2 separate regions of the Homo sapiens genome follow, and region 1 is linked to region 2. The links are chromatin loops, found by intact Hi-C in ENCODE. Cell type or tissue: MCF 10A. All regions are shown on one strand.

Region 1 (2,500 bases), 230 kb after region 2:
GTTTTCATGTCAGCAGCTTTGCTGGAAGCAGCTGGCATGTCCCCGAAGTGGCTGTTTGTGCCTATCGCTATTGCCTAATTCTAACGAAATCACTAAAAAGCATTTTGTGCTGTCATAATCGTTTGCATGAGCCATAACTAGCTCTTTCATTATTAAAGCCCCATCCAATGCTTGGGGTAATTTTGATAAAGACTTAATGATATGATGAGCTATTTCACCCTCCATTCACATCCAGTGATTCCAGAGCTGACCAATGCATTGTCTTAGAAAATAAAACACAACTTATGCTGGGTCAAAGGTGTAATTCTGAGATCAGTGGGAACATATCCAATTCTTCCTTCAGAAATCCCTTATAACTATTAACTCACTCCCCAGAAGCCCCCTGAAATGTGCCTTTATTTGCTGGCAATGAAATGTAATGTGTTTGGCTTCCAAGGCCTTGAGGAGCTGCCACCCACTGAGTAATAATCTAATAAAATGACTTCAGGGAGGACGAAACCCCTCTAGGGTCTTTATTTCGGATCTCCAGAGTCAGTGGTTGTGCCAGCACAACCCAGGGCAGCTCTCTCCTTTCCAGAGGTGAGAATGAACCTAGTGAGGTGTGCCCAGTTTCCTGGGGACCAGAGGAAAGGATTCAATCCTCATGGGTTCCAGGTTAGAAATGATGATCACAGGAGGGGTCCTGGCCATCGTAGAAATGGTTGTGTTGTGCTATGAGGGAAGCATTTTGAGCCTTCACAAAAACAAAAACCAGGAGGTTCTATCACTGAATGATGACCTCTGCACTTTTATTTCTTCGGTTCCTATGAAAGTATGCTCCAAGCTGGAGACCTGTGTTGTATTATTCCCATGGCTCCTAGACATGAAAGATAAGTAAGGCTGGATGAAATATGTGTCCACCAAAATCACTGTGATTATGGCTGGCCACAGTGACCAGCAGTCTCCTTCTTGTCTCTCACTGTGGTCAAAAGATAATGGTGTGTTTATTCAGCTTGCAAATGGTGAGGTTCTCATTTTTCATTTTCCTCTCATCTCTGCGTAACCTTTTAATCACTTCTTTGAAAATTAACACTGCTTTGGAAAAGGCTATCAGAGGAGAGGTGGAGTGGTATTGAAATCAGGTCTGTCGATATATAACATCTTAATTGGAGAAAAGCTGATGCTAAACCACCTGAAGCTACAAATATTGTCCTCTGAGGCCACATCAGTGAGTGTGGTGATGATATATCATCACTGAGAAACTGCATTTGGCTGGCAGTAAAAAAAAAAAAAAAAATTCCAAAATTGAGGCTTCAACAAGACAAGTTGTAAGAGGTTTTATTTGTAGTTTTTTCCTCTACCACATAAAGAGATGACCACAGAAAGTCTAATGTCTGTCTTCCTAGTATGGGGTTCCACAAATGCCCTCATGGCATAAAGTAAGCTTTATCCTACTCTTTGGGTAGGACCCTCATCCTCATGGCTTCCTGGCTAGCTGCTGGAGCTCCAACCATCACATCCTCATTCCTCAACAAAGAGAAAGGAGTTGGGAAAGTGGAGCTTGGCAATTGAGTCAAAACCCCTAAAAAAGCTTTCCTTGAATCCCTGCCCATACATCTCATTGGCCATTCCTATCTATAAGAGACACTTGGAAAAGGAATCTTTACCAGGTCCTATTGCCACCTCTACTCATGTAGGTTGTGTTAGTAAGGAAAAGGAGGGGGTGGATAGGAGGAAGTCACTCTCAGTCTCTGCCCAAGATGATAGATGACCTCTGCACTTTTATTTCTTCGGTTCCTATGAATGTATGCTCCAAGCTGGAGACGTGTTGTATTATTCCCATGCTTGGGCAGAAGCCATAGTACCCAGGGCTCCTAGGCATGAAAGATAAGTAAGGTTGGATGAAACTTCTCAAGCTCAAGTTGTCCTAGAGGTAGGAGTCCTCAGCAGTCAGGCTCCATGTCATAGTGTAAAAGTTAACCACGGAAAGCCAGTAACCATCAGCAATCTATGGTCAGAAGCCCCACCCTCCTGGTAGCTTCCAATCTCCATGGGGTAGAGCCATGGGGAGTCCACAGAAGTGCGAAAGTCAAGGGGAGGGATGCCAGGTGCCTCTCCCCACTGCACCAAGAGCAGCCCACTGTGCGCTGCTTTCTATATTCCATGTCCACCTGAGATCATTTTAGCAAAGGTTATATAGCTAAAAACAAAAATAATGATAAACCATGTATGGCCAACACCTGACCTTAAAAAGTAGCTCCCTAGAGACAGCTCTGTGTGCTCCTGACTGGCAAGCCATGTAGGCTGAGGCAGCAGCTGCCTCCCTCAGCCACCCAGATGAGAGTCGCTGCGACTCACTGTATGTCTGTGGCAATCTTCCTTCAATGTTCTGGGCACTGTGGGGTAATCTGGGGCTGACACGTCTGCCATTGCCCCCAAGAATTTGTAACATTCCTGAGTCCATCGGAGCAGTTAGCAGCTACCAAGTCTGGGTTGAGCTGTCAAGGAAAGCCCAATAGAA
Region 2 (2,500 bases):
TGTGCAGATAGTTTTGCCTGCTTCAGGTAAAGGTAACCTTTCAGTTAGAAATGCTTTCTATTTGTTACAGATATTCAAAGAGTGGAAGTTTTTCAACTAGTGATCCTACACAATTGAAAATAACCGAAATTGTATTTTGACCAAAGTGCATTCCCTCCCCACCCCCTACTATTATGTAAGGAGAGGGTGCTGCATCTGGTGTCTTATGTATTATACTGAAGAGTCTAAGTTGGGAAAGCTAAATATCCAATTATTTTAATTTTTACCTGTATTGTTTTTGGAGGGAGATAAGGGAGCAGAGTATTGATGGAAAACAAGGGAAGAAGAAACTAGGGGCAGCTAGTATTCAGCCAGAAAGTAAAATTATATACATTATTGCAGCAGTAATGCATTTATAAGCTGAATAAATCAAATCTAATTTTGTGACTAGTTCTGACATGATATGAATTTAAAGAAACTACTACCAAATTCAGTTTAATAAAAATTTTAGCATTTCTATGACCTTGAGTATTTGGATTAGGTTTAAATTAGAATCGCAGTTTTCTTCCTTTTCTTGTAAATAGGCAAAGTAAATTTAATGTAAAAATTTGAAACTCGCTTTAATTTTTGAAAATGCAATTATTGGCAATTTTTGACCTTAGTAATTTCCATGCTGTTACCCAGGGATCAATTTAAATAATATTCATACCCTGGATGATGCCAACCATCAGGTAAGTCTAGTCTCTTACCTGACTCTTTTGAAATATTAAGGTATTTTGAGAATGCTCTGTAATCTAATGTGTTTTTCTTTCTGTTTCAATTGAGCAGTAATTCCCTACCTTGCTTAATTCTAAAATGGACATCATATCTTCATTCTTAAATGGAAGGTAAAATAGAGGTTACTATAGGGTTATTTTAGGGCATAAATGCCTATGGTATTGTATGTCAGTTTGGGAAGTTTGCCTTCACGCCTTCAAGTGTACAGGGAGATAGTTACTCCTTCAATGTGTGAAATGATTCTGTAGTGCCCTTCCTGCACTGAAGGGGGAAGAAGAATCTGAAACATAACACCAGAGGACTAGGTATGTTTGGAGAATTAAATAACTATTTCACAGCCAGACAACACTACAGACAGCTGCAAATAGAGAAAAGAAGGAAAACTTTTAAGATACGTGGATGTAAGCTTTCATTCTTACATCAATGGAAGTGATGATAGCAGTCAGCAGGTCAGTTCGATGCTCAGTGATAAGAAATAACAGGGTTATTTCAAGGTAAGGTAATCAGGCTCTAAGTTGCCAAGAACAGTAATTCATGTACTTGCTGGTTTCAGTTCAGAAGTTGCATAACATTCAAATATTTCTTACCTTGTCACTTTAATAATTCAGTGGAATTATCTTAATTTAGTGTGCTATGTTACCATTACTAAATTGGGGATGTTACATGATGGTGATCTTCAATTAAACTTAGGAATGTTGCAGACATTTTCTTCATCATTGACCTGTTGTTTTTCCTTTTCATAATTCAGATTTGTTTGATATACCAATAAATGTTGGCTATATCACTGATCATTTTATTATTCATAGTCTTGATAACATTATAGTTTATTATGACTCATATATAATGATTCATTGCAGCTGATAAAATGTTGTTAGGGATTGTATTGTGAGATTTTATTACTACCAAATATATAAATTAAAATGTGGAAGTGTCTGAGTTATTGTAAGTCATGTGATTGCAAAGCATTTTTCCTGAATGGAATAATGCCTGGTGACTGGGTGGGTGCCAATCCAGGTAGCTAGATATAGAATAATACAGTCTTCACAAAATCCAGAACTCACAATATAGGGTAGGGAGGGAGGGGGCCAGGGGAAGCACCTTTCTTTGACATCTGAGGCATGTTTGACTTCTATAGTTTCCTCTCCACTAAATATAAATTGGGTGAGTTGCAAATATTTAATGGTGTTAGTACTGCTCTTCCTTCATCTGTGCCCCTACACTGCCCCCACCACCCTGCCACAACACACACACACTATGCCATCACCACATCTGTGAGCTTGGCAAGGCAGAGGAAGCTCCTTATGGCCTGAGACCATGTACATAAAATGTAGACATTGGTGTCCTGTATTCCAGGTTGAATTTAAAACAGGTATGGGGTTTGACACAAAAATGATACTGTATATGAAGGTTAGGTAAAATATGTATTTGAAGTGAGGCTATCAGGGTACTATGCAGGCTTTTGGGGCCTGGCCCGAAACTTGGAATGCAGTTTTTCATAGAAACCCACAATCAGTTTACAAATAGACTTTTGAAACACTGGCTAGGTGGTATCTGAAGTTTTGGCCCATTGCAAGCTGTGTCTGAATTGCAAGCATGAGGGAAGTAAAAAGCATCCCAAATCAGAAATTAGGAGATCTGCCATTAAACCTTATTACCTTGACAAACCATTTAATGTTTGGATGATAGCTTCCTCCTTTTAAAAATACAATTTGGATTATATTGATCTAAGTTATATTTTAGCTCA

The links. Peaks named below come from ENCODE experiments on the same cell type or tissue, not always from the same donor. Only the 100,000 strongest peaks of a DNase experiment are listed, where the experiment ranks them.
Region 1: a loop joins it to region 2, with 4 times the contacts of the local background. A loop is called at or near these places in 5 of 110 quality-filtered maps.

Annotation. Positions count from the first base shown.
Region 1 is chr2:158,686,561-158,689,060 of GRCh38, forward strand. All of the region lies in intron 1 of PKP4-AS1 (PKP4 antisense RNA 1), which reads right to left. Among named protein-coding and RNA genes, the nearest start is that of PKP4-AS1, 47 kb to the right of the region's middle. In MCF 10A, no CTCF peak of the experiment used is centred here; no DNase peak of the experiment used is centred here.
Region 2 is chr2:158,459,835-158,462,334 of GRCh38, forward strand. All of the region lies in intron 1 of PKP4 (plakophilin 4), which reads left to right. Among named protein-coding and RNA genes, the nearest start is that of PKP4, 4.1 kb to the left of the region's middle. In MCF 10A, a CTCF peak has its summit at 1,006; no DNase peak of the experiment used is centred here.